Regions from separate parts of the Homo sapiens genome. Here all the other regions are linked to region 1. A link is a loop called in an ENCODE intact Hi-C map of the cell type or tissue named here. Cell type or tissue: Caco-2. All regions are shown on one strand.

The links. Hi-C counts contacts between places; a loop is a spot of excess contacts. Peaks named below come from ENCODE experiments on the same cell type or tissue, not always from the same donor. Only the 100,000 strongest peaks of a DNase experiment are listed, where the experiment ranks them.
Region 2: a loop joins it to region 1, with 2.7 times the contacts of the local background. A loop is called at or near these places in 37 of 110 quality-filtered maps.
Region 3: it touches region 1 in a loop (6-fold over the local background); 50 of 110 quality-filtered maps call a loop at or near these places.

The regions. Positions count from the first base shown.
Region 1 is chr2:64,156,869-64,160,868 of GRCh38, reverse strand. No RefSeq gene overlaps it. Among named protein-coding and RNA genes, the nearest start is that of PELI1, 14 kb to the right of the region's middle. In Caco-2, no CTCF peak of the experiment used is centred here; a DNase peak (open chromatin) is centred at 1,928.
Region 2 is chr2:64,226,485-64,230,484 of GRCh38, reverse strand. LOC100507006 (a long non-coding RNA gene) reads right to left here and starts at 2,084. Exons shown (of 5, transcript NR_120420.1): 1 at 1,963-2,084; 2 at 845-988. RefSeq lists enhancers at 1,812-1,861, 1,510-2,218, 2,352-2,401, 2,219-2,928. In Caco-2, no CTCF peak of the experiment used is centred here; a DNase peak (open chromatin) is centred at 2,104; H3K4me3 peaks cover 1,058 bases.
Region 3 is chr2:64,212,553-64,216,552 of GRCh38, reverse strand. No RefSeq gene overlaps it. Among named protein-coding and RNA genes, the nearest start is that of LINC00309, 9.1 kb to the right of the region's middle. In Caco-2, no CTCF peak of the experiment used is centred here; no DNase peak of the experiment used is centred here.

The DNA of each region.
Region 1 (4,000 bases):
AACAAGGAGGGACTATTTTTTATTGGGCCCTTATTTATTTTATTAAATAAAGGTTATTTGGCCTTTATTTTTATTGGACCCTTTATTTATTGTATTAAATAAAGGTTAACACAAAATAGCATAAACCTTTATTTAATATGTCTATTTCTACTGTTTCTCTGTATTGAAAACTTTATCTGGTATCATTAGAAAATAGATATTCCACATAGAAGAATTTTCTAAGTACTTGAAACTCATTCCTTTAAATCCACAGATTAGTTTTATTTTAACCATATCTATTTTTAGACTTTAAAAATATACCATACATTACCCTGTTTTCTTAAACGGAGACTAACCAACAGAATGCAGTTGTTTCTCAATTATTAGAGTCTTAATTTTACACATTCATTATAGTGCCATTTTTATATTCAACCATTTATGCATTCAACAAAGCCCTCAATGACTAGCATAGTATGTTCAGTACTGTTTCCTTCTACACAGAGTGGCCCAGACTGAAATGTTTTTTAAGCGCCTGTGTTTGTAGTTTTTTGTTACAGCAGTGAGGTATAGTGAGAAAAATTAAGCTTTGGTGTCAGACAGACCTGGATTCAAACTCCAGGTCCACTGTTTACTAATTGTGCAATTTGGGGAAATGTATTTGACTTTTTAAAGCCTTAATTTCTTCATCTAAACAATGATGATGGTAACTTGCAGAATGGTTGTAAAGAGTAAATGAGGTAATAACTGTAAAGAGTCCAGTGCTCCCCAGTCTTCAGCTCCCATCCCTGTTGTTCTGCTCTTCACAGTTCTTGCTCCTGCCAGTTCACGGCTCTCTCTGTCTTTTTTTTTTTTTTTTTTTTTGAGTCGGTGTCTCACTCTGTCGCCCAGGCTGGAATGCAGTGGTGCGATCTCGGCTCACTGCCTAACAGGTTCAAGCAATTCTCCTGCCTCAGCCTCCTGAGTAGCTGGGACTACAGGCATCACCATGCTGGCCAGGCTGGTCTCGAACTCCTGACCTCTTGATCCACCTGCCTTGGCCTCCCAAAGTGCTGTGATTACAGGCGTGAGCCACCGCACCCGGCCATGGTTCTCTTACTGTTCCCTGTTGCTTCTCAACCGTGAAAACAGGAACCTCTGATGCTCTGTTCGTTGCTGTGTCCATAGACCCTGCTGTTTGCCAGTAGTACCTGAAAGTGTGGACACCAGTAGAAAACTTGTGTTTGAATCCTGACGCTACTACTTTCTACTGTGTGATCTTGGCTAAATTAATCAACCTCTCTCCACCTCAGTTTTCTCATTTGTAAAATGAGGGGAGTCATAATACTTACCTCAGAGGATAAAATCAGTTGCTTGTGGAATTATCCCTCACACATAGTTAACACACAATAGATGTTAGAATCTGTAATGAATGGAAAATTTTTGTTGTTTCTAATCTTCTATGGCCCGAGGAATGAAATAATCAGGTTTCTTTCAATGAGTTTAAAACATAATAAATTTTTCTATTAATCAAGTTTCTGAGCTTCAGTATATAGCTTTTTAAACCTTTTCTTTTTTTTTTTTTTTAAAGCAGCTCAGAGGTTTTACTTTGACTTCTGGGTTAGTGAGTCCTATTTTGATTGCTGGATAAAGATCTCAAGGTAATTGGGATTTTTACCACATAGAACTGCGAGATAGCCTTTTTTTCTTTCTTTTCCTTTTTGTTCTGTTTTGTTTTGAGACAGTTTCCCTCTGCTGCCCAAGTGGGAGTGCAGTGGCATGATCATGGCTTACTGTAGCCTTGACCTCCCAGGCTCCAGCAATCCCCTCACCTCAGCCTCCCAACTAGCTAGGACTACAGGCATGTGCCACCACACCCAGTTAATTGTTTTTCTTTTTTTTTAGAGGCAGAGTCTCACCACATTGCCCAGGCTGATCTGGAACTCCTAGGCTCAAACAATCCTCCTACCTTGGCCTCCCAAAGTGCTGGGATTACAGGCGTGAGCCACCATGCCTGGCTCTTTTTCTTTTTTTCTTACTATATGATTGAACTCCATTTTTTTCTGTTCCACTTGTAAAGATAGATTTGCAGTTTTATGCTAAGCCAACCAGTTTGCCTGTGTTTCCATGTACAAATGTTTGCCTTTTATTCACGGATAGCCAACCGTATCAATAGCCAAGTCCATAGTTCACCATGTTATCAGTAAAGCCGTGATATTTATAAATCTTAACACCTAACTCATTTCATAATCTACTAAAACATCAAATATTTATATTATGTATTCCATTTCCTTGTGTCAATTATCACCTATTTATCTTCAACTACTAGCCCAGTCTAATCCTCTAGCTGAATAATCTGTTGGAATTTGGAAATGGAGAGTAAAAGATGAGGGTAAATAGCTATTGTTGAGTAGTGAATAGCAACAACTTTTTTAGGATAGCAAAATTATCTCATAAACGTTACATATTCATGGTTCTAATTGAACAATGAAATCTAGCAATTGAATAAACAAATGTTTTAACTGAATCTCAAATTACAAAAGGGCTTATTTTCTTATTTTGTATCAGTTTCACTGCTCTATACCTATAGAACAAGGTTTCTATGGTTCCTTTTTATGCTTATTTATCAAGACATAATATGACCATTGATTCCAACATTAGTAGCATTCTAATGGCAATTTTTTCTCTCTGTTGTGTCAAAAGTCATACATAAGCATATGTATCTATGCTGTCATTCTCTTCTGTTCCCTGGACATTTTTGGTTACCCAAGCAATCTAAGGGACTGCTTGAATTACACATTTGTTAGGGTTGGTTGGCCAGGATTTAGGTGTAGCATGCTAGAGACTAGAAATTCTAAAACTTTCCCACACAATGGAAGACAGCTTGGGGGTGAGGGAATTCTTGGCAGTATCAGACTTTCCCAGAAGGCATTTGGCATTTGCTCAGTGATTGCAACATAGCAGACACTTTTCCAAGGGGAAAGGTGAGATGCAATAATGACTGCCAGCTAAACACCATTCCCAAATCTTAACATTACACACAGTCACTAATCTGGCCCTTTGTTACCTCTCAAAGCTGTACATGGGGACCTGTCTTCAGAGTAATTTGACATGTTCTGATTTTATTATTAAGTATCAACTAACAATGGTCTGCAACCCCTAGCCCAGGCTGATACTCCAGTTGAATAATCTATAGGAATTTGGAAATGGAGAGTAAAAGATGAGGGTAAATAGTTATGGTTGAGAAATAAATAGCAACAAATTGCTCAAGATAGTAAAATAATGTCACAAGTGGTAATATATGATTGTAATAGAAGAATTAAATTTAGAAATTGAATAAACAAAACTTCAAGCTGAACCTGAATTTATGAAAGGGCTTAGTTTCTTATTTTATATCAATCCTACAACTTTTATGAACAAAACAAGTTTTTCACTGAATTCTGTTTTATTCTTATCAATCAGTAAAACTACTTCTGAATGATGGGGCTTTCTTGGATGTCTAGTCTTCTAAGAGAAAAAAAATCACTTCTCACAAATTTCCTAAATATTAAGTCTGGTCAGTGAGAAACTAAAATGTAGGTATATATCATAGTGATGATAATCTGATTAGCCAAGTTGTTTTCTTTAAAAATACATACTCGTGGGCTTTTCAACACCTTTTCTCCCTCCATATGAAGGGACTTTTTAAACCGTCTTCGTATAGTCTTTGAAATTCTTATATCCAGATAAAACTGGTGAGTGCAAGCAAAATATCCAATAAACAAAGAATTGAGACCCAGGCTATGGCTTAAGGCATGCTGTTATAAGTTCTCAATGTAAGAACATCTTAGGAGTGGGGATGATAGGAGAGCTTTATAGGAATTATGGTTTGAGGTTGGGAAGGAGACTGGATTCTGTCAGCATAGAGATGTAAGTATTGTGGTCAAGGATCCCAAGATAGTGGTAGGATAGCTCTATGACTTGACTCCAAGAAGTATCTTAGGTTGGGTATCTGAGCTAGAGGGAAATTTTAAGGGTGAGAGTGGAACAAAAGTCAGGTGACTTA
Region 2 (4,000 bases), 70 kb before region 1:
ACCCACTGAGTTAGAGTTTTGCACATCCTAGCATATGGACAAAAGAGAATAAGCATGAAGAACTCAGACCCCCTCTTAGTCTTCCTGAACCAGAATGCCATATCCCTCCACTCACTTTTTTGTTGTCAAAAATTTGGTCAGTGTCCCAACCTAGCTGCAAAAAGAAACTGGGAGATGTCTTCTCATCTGCCTAGGAAGGTGAAATGAGGTAGTGAACATGTAGCATTTTCCCTACTATGACATGTTTAGGAAACCGTAAGAAGACTGGCATACCTGGAAACCAATGGGAATTATGGGTTGGATTGGGGGTGTAATATGTGTTGTGGAGAGAGGGTAGGTAGACAGTGCTAGGAGACACAAGAACGTAGGTACCATGGCCAATATAACTAGAAGGACTGGGTGGAGTCAAGAGCCTGAGTGCCATGCTAAGAATAGCATGCCAGTTCAATGGGAGTTTAAAGATGGGAAGTGAGCAAAGACAGGGAGAGGTGGTCAGTGGAGAATCCTAGAGCTCAAACTTCTCAACCTGAGAGCCCCAAGTAAAGGACCAGCTCTTGCTCCAGGACCAGCCTGAGGTTCCAATTGCTTTAAGAATCCATCGAGTGCAGACCAGGATATGAGACTCTGACCTAAAAACAAACTAAAAAGTTCTGTGTTCATTACCTCTGGACATTGTGTGATCCTTCCTCTAATGGCTTGGCTCCCAAAACCTCCCCACTGGCGCTCCCCTCTCAGCTGCATCCCAATTCCCTCCGCTGCACCCCAATTCCCTCCGCTGCACCCCAATTCCCTCCGCTGCACCCCAATTCCCTCCGCTGCATCCCATCTCCCTCCGCAGGCTCACCTCCCTTTTCTCTCCGGGTTCAGCCTTTCTTCTTGATTTTGATGGGTGCGGGTTCTTGGCCCCTTCTCATGGGGCTCTGCCTCCAGTAGTACGTGCTCCAGCTGACTTGCATTCTGTTTTACGCTCAGCCATCTTCAACCAGGCCTATCCAATCAAAATAATAACATTAATAACTAGTATGTACTAAATGGTTACTATATGCCAAGCGCTATTCAAACATGTTTTATAAGGTCATGTGCTGTATAACAATATTTCAGTCAATATACTATTGTGGTCCCATAAGAGTATAATACTGTATTTTTACTGTGTACTTTTTCTATGTTTAGATGTGTTTAGATACATAAATACTTACCAGTGTGCTACAATTGCCTGCAGTATTCAGTACCATAACATGCTGCACGAGTTTGTAGCCTAGCAGGAATAGGCTATACCATATATCCAAGGTGTGTAGAAGGCTACACCATCTGAGTCTGTGTAAGTACACACTATGATGTTCACACAAACTCATGATCGCCCAGTGACACATTTCTCTGATCTTAAGCAATGCATGACTGTATATAATTATTTATTCTCAGGAAAAAAACCATGAGGTAGGTGGTATTGTTATTGCTTTATGCAGATAAAGAAACAGATGCAAAAAAGGCTAACTTGCCACATTCATGGCGCTTATAAGTGGTCAAGCTAGAATCTGAATCCAGGATGTCTGGCTTTTAACTAGACGTAAGTTAAAAGTGCTATCGGTACTACTAAGTAAAGGATGAAGGAGAGGAAAGATAGAGACAACATGCCTTCATGATCTTGAAAGTAAAAAAAGAATGCAAGTAGCAGTTGTAATCACTAAGAAGGGAGAAGAAACAGTCTCCATTGTAGATAATTGCAAAGAAGGAGGCGCCACCAGAGGATAAAAAGCCTCCAATCATTCACACAAGGGACATTTGTTTCTTAAAAGGGAGACAAACTCCTGGAAGAGAATAGATACGCCTGATTTTTTCTCAGTGGAATTTCACTTGCCCTGGCAGGTGGGTGGCAGGGAGATCTGAGGCCCCTCGAATTACAGCTCCTGGGCCCTGCCTCAGAAAAGTCCATTCGTCTCGGTAGAACCCCTCCCACAGACTCACAATGTGGCCGTCTCGAGCTGGCCCGAGGCTGGACGTGCAGTCAGCCGAGCACACAAAATGAGAACTGTTTCCCTGCGTGCAGCTGGCGCGCGCTTTCCGCTAGTCGCAGCTGCTTGGAGCCCTGCGCGCTGGCGGGGCCACGCCCCCGATGAATATTCATGCCCAGCTTGGGCTCGGGAGCCCAGGATTTCAAAGCCCCTGAAGGGATTTGAGGGGCGAAGGAGCTTCCTGATAGGGAGTTAGAAGGAAGGAAGGAGCCGGGCTTTGTACGGGCTTGCTTTTGAAGACTACAAAGAGGAAGGGTCACATGGAAAGTCAAATCCCGGGTTGCTAATCTAGGCTAGGTCAAGTTTGCAATGAGAGCTAGCTCCCTCCCTCCTTGTAATTTATCGAGTCTTTCAATGTCCTTTCACACAGACAACGTGCAATTACTGGTGTTTCGCAGACAGGCTCTCTTTCTAGCACTGGGGAGCATGAAAACAACCGAGAGTAGGCTTTTAGCTGGATTTTAAGTGCTTACTTCATAACTCTTACCCAGTTAAACGTCTGCGATGACAACGCTCCTTCTTCTCACATAGGTTTCTGTGCATGGATTTTAATTTGCACACATTCTTTACCTAATCTATGATTTTTAGATACGTCAGTCTGTCATGGGCTAGAAACTTAAAAAAAAAAAAACAAAACTTTTAAAATGGATATACTCTTAGGTCTAGTTGAGACACTAAGTATTAACCCTATTTATTAGCACTCAAGTTTGGCTATTATTTTTATTAATGGAGAGATTTCCCAGCACAGATCATCTGAAAGAGTAGATAGTTCCCAAATGCATTTCACTGACTTATATATAATACTAGGTGGGCTTTTGAGTAAGTGGATTCACTGTCTTTTGTTGTTGTTGGGGCCATAAAAGTGTTTACTTTAGAATCCACTTAACAGAAATTACTGGAGCTTTATTGAGTGCCTCTATTCCATTAATCCCTCCATTAAGAGAGAGGCTTAATGCTTTTTACCTACAAATTGGAAATGGAAGAAATAACATTGGGAGGAAACCAAAGAATAAACAGGAATATATTGTGAAAGCATTTAGCTTACCTTAAATGAAGGCAAACCCCTCCCCCACCCCACTTCCATAATGGAGAACTGAACAAACATGCAGATATGAGGGTAGAACCACTGCGAGCAGCCCACGGGATCTTATGGGAAATAGGACGAGGATCAGACAAAGGACATAAACAAATATCCCCATAAACTTGGATTCTAGCAATTATAGACAGACACATTTGCCATCAATCCCCAGCAAAGTTCTAGATTGAATAGTTAAGCAAGCAGCTAGTGAGCACTTTAGAAAGGTGACTCCTAAGAACCAGTAAGAGTTCACCAGAACTAGTCAAGCCAAACTGTATTTCCTTTTTATTTATTTTTAAAAAACAAAATGCTTGACTTCATCACAATCCCAAAAACAACGAACATATTGACAAAAGGATGACCTATGTCCCCCAACCTTTTCTTTTTTTTCTATAATGGACTCAGTATTCAGAATTGCTAAATTGAGTATCTGGTTGCTATATTAGTCCATTCTTGCATTGCTGTAAAGAAATACCTGAGACTGGGTAATTTATAAGAAAGGAGGTTTAATTGGCTCATGGTTCCGCAAGCTGTCCATAGTGGCATCTGCTCCTGAGGAGGCCTTGGAAAGTTTACAATCCTAGTGGAAGGCAAAGGGGGAGCAACATCTTACATAACCAGAGCAAGAGGAAGGCGAGAGGGAGGTGCTACACACTTTTAAACACCCAGACCTCATGAGAACTCTATCAGGAGAATAGCACGAAGGAGATGGTGCTAAACCATTCATGAGAAATCCACCTCCATGATCCAACCACCTCCCACGAGGCTCCACGTCCAACATTAGGGATTACAATTCAACATGAGATCTGGGTGGAGACACAGATCCTACACCATATCAGTAGCCAAAAGAGAATAGACTTTAGAGCCAGAAGGAACTGGGTTTGATTCCAGGCTCTGCAACTTACTATTTATG
Region 3 (4,000 bases), 56 kb before region 1:
CAACATGGTGGCAAATACAGCTACCAATAGCTCAGATATTTACTATTACAGTCTTACGGCTCAAAAAAACTAAGCTCTCTTTTTCTCCGTCTTATTTTCAAGTACCTGGGGAAAGATTTTGACTGGCCCAGCCAGGGTCAAGATTATCCTTTAACCAAAAATGGGGTCATGTTCTTGAGTTTGGAAACTCCCACTATAACCACCTAGACACTAGTACAGAGTCAGTTAATTCTGAAAAAGAGTGTTGGCAGATAAGCCAATAGGTGTCTGCTACAGTATGTTGGTTTCTTCATGTCAGATAAAATCTATCTTTTCCATTATTCGTGATTGTATACATTAAGATTATTTTTCATTTTGAGAAACATAGACACAAAAGAACAGTCATTTAAACAAGACAGTTTATCTTTCATACAAAGCTGCAGAGGTAGACAAGCTTATTACATTTCTGTCCACTCATCTGCACTGTTACCCTTGTCTTCATGGTCCAAGATGGCAGCCAGAGCTCCTGCTTGCATGTCCATATTGGAGGCAACAGGACAGAGAAGTTGCCATATACTTCCATTAGTACTTTGCAAGGGAAATTGGAAAACAGCTGCTTTTTTTTTTTCTGAACAGCTACATGCCTAGCTTAAAACTCAGGGGTTCGGCCGGGCACAGTGGCTCACGCCTGTAATCCCAGCACTTTGGGAGGCCGAGGCGGGCAGATCACGAGGTCAGGAGATCGAGACCATCCTGGCTAACATGGTGAAACCCCATCCCTACTAAAAATACAAAAAATTAGCTGGGCCTGGTGGCGGGCACCTGTAGTCCCAGCTACTCAGGAGGCTGAGGCAGGAGAATGGCGTGAACCCAGGAGGCGGAGCTTGCAGTGAACCGAGATAGCGCCACTGCACTCCAGCCTGGGCGACAGAGCGAGACTCCGTCTCGACAAAAAAAAAGAAAAAAATCAGGGGTTCTATCACTATGGAAGAAAAGAACACATATTAGGGGACCAATAGCAGTCTCTGCATTTTGATTGTTCATTTTTAGAATACATAAGGCTCTTAAGCTAGAATAGTTTCTTATTTATTTTTAATTGACAAAAATTGTGTATATTTATGGGGTACAATGTGATTGTTTGATCTATGAATACATTGTAGAAAGAGTCAATCAAGCTAATTAACATATCCATCACCTCATCAACTTACCAATTTTTTTGTGGTGAGGATGTTAGAAAGCTATTCTTTTAGCAATTTTGAAATATACAATACATTGCACTGAATGGTGACCACAGTTAAAAGAGTTTCTTTTTAATACAGAAAGAAAAAGAGTAGTCATCATCAAGTAACAGAGTTTAAAAATACAACTCATGTTTTATACCCACATAATTGAAATTGAAATACATTAAAGTAACAGAAAAAATATACAAAACACTGCCATTGTTTACTTATGTCATGTGTGGCCTTCAAATAAAGGCAATTTTGTGTCATAGTGAGGAGCTATCTGCCAGACAGTGACAACCAGTTCATGTCACTTTTGACAAAACTCTGTGTAAATTCTGTAGGTTTGTGGTATAAAAGGAGACAGATTAACATTCCTTTAATTCAGTCTCAGTCTTAGAAACATGAAATGCTGAAAAGTTATTTTTTAAGCCCAGGAATCTTCTCCCACCCATTAAGCTATCAAAATGGAAATGTCCAAAATGACCAGGTGTGTTTGCTCAACGAAAAAAAAAAGTGTTTCAGTTCTGCTTACTGCAATGACAGCTTGTAAAGCCTTCATCAAAGGAGGCTTTACAAGTTACAAAGCAAGCCTTTGTAACTTGCTTTTTCAAATTATGATTAATGGGCCTACTCTTTTCACAGCCAGTTTCCGATGGAAAGAAGATTCAAGTAATATTCTCCATGCTACTGTGGTCTGTTCTTAGTGGTGACTACTACAAGCCTGACTCAGTCAATTTAGATTTAGAAAAAATAATAAAGCTCCAGTCTCATGCCTGTGAATGAATGGGGAGTAGAGAAAGGGATTTTTTTTAGTACCTGAAAAGTTCCAGCAAAACTAAGCTTCATTGCTGAGGGTGTGTCAGCTGTTCAGGGCAACACCCTTCCTGCAGTTCGGGAGTACAAGAGCACAGACGTCAAGTATTATTTGGTGACAAGAATAGAACATTATTCTGAGCAAAAAAGTGTTATTCAAATTCTACCAAAGCACACAGATGCTGTGACATGGTAATTATTCTAAGAGTGATTAATTTAGAAATTACCTAACCTTTTTGGTTTCTATTTTCGATGACATTTGTAATCTAAATGAGCAACAAACCTGTGCCTCTCCAGCTTTTACATCAAACTCCAAACCTGATTTCCACTTTTATTTTAGGATCAGCAACTCATTTATTAGCGTCAGTCTGTATCTCAGAGATATAAGGCCATTCTAGGGCCAGGTGATCTGCAGACAAGGAATGGAGAAGTAAGAGAAATTACTGCTATCGTTTTCGAGCAAAGCAGGAGAGTAACACATCACCATTTGACTGTCCCCTTCCTCTCCCGTGCTGCCCCTAGAGATCTGAGCAGAAGAGGAGGTCATAGAATGGCTGATCTTTGCTGAGGGTTGGGACTTTGGCCTCTTCTTGTGAATCAACAAAATAATCAATCCAGCATTGGTTGTACTTAATTAAGTTTTAGATCCTCAGCAGATCTGCTTATTAATCCATTCTTTTGCAATAATTTTTCTAGCATCTGCCTCTACTGGGCTCTGTGTTAAACTACGGGTATACACAGAATCATCAGAAAGGGGCCCCATTCTCAAAGAACTTACCATCCAGTGATACTGGTATTAGTTTCAGTTATAGGAATAAGCAGCATGCATTTAGGAAATGACTGACAGGAAATATGTACAAATGATCATAATGGTTAGATGAAATTATGGGTAATTTTTAAAACTTCCCCAAATTCCTACAATGTTATCATATTCCTATAATTATATTCATCTAATGGTTTGAATTTAAAAATACAACAGTAATCTCAAGCCCTAGTATTGAAATTGAGTGATGAATTTTTATTTCTTCAAATAAAACTACTTTAAGTAATATAACCTCCATTATAAATTGTAAAAGTTACTTTTTATAAACAGACGTCAACTATTTAATCATAACACAGATTCTATCTATCATAGCATAACACAGTTATTACAGCAAATCCACTTAAGTCTTCCTGGGACAAGGGAAAAGGGCATAGGTGAAAACCACAGAATAAAATATCTTGGACTATTTTAGGCCTTCCAATGAGGGCAGTGAGATGAATGGCCCTTTTTAACCTCTATACAAACCATGTTGTCATTTACCATGCACCTATGATGTAGTGGCTAGGCTTACCAGAAAACACTCTTAAGCAGCCTCAGAAATGTTGAGTCATTCGTACATGTAATCTACCTCATAATACTGAGAAAAGTACTTGAAATGTCTCAAAAAGAGAAGCATTAGTACAAACTTGTAACAGCTACAGTGGTCATCAGACCCGGACCAACTGTAGTCAATGGTTTTACCCACAAGCCAACTTGTGAGTCAGAATCCCACTTGTTTTCAGCTGAAAACACAGGTGATAGGAATTCAAGCCCTCTACCCAGTGCTATGAACACTGTGAGTACTCTCCAGATGGGAGCTATGGGTATTGTCCTTCAAAGATACAGAATAAATGTTGAGGTGTCGTTTTGACCATGAAACCTGATCAGTTCTATGCTTTAGCTACATGCCTTTCTGATGCCTTCAGAGTACAAATACCCAGATGGTTTGAGTATTTAAAAGGAGGCTTATCAAAAAAAAAAAAAAAAAAAAAAAGAAGGGTTGAAAAGAAAAGGCACTTATTGAGTTCTTCAAAAACAACAGTTGAAGTGAATAAACTGTCATGGGTGCTTTTAATATGTAAATTTGCAAAGTCATATGCTTATTTCTGTTATCAGGAAGTAAGTGAAAAAATTCCTTTTAAATTCACTGAATCAACACAGATATGATGTGTTTTGTTTTGTT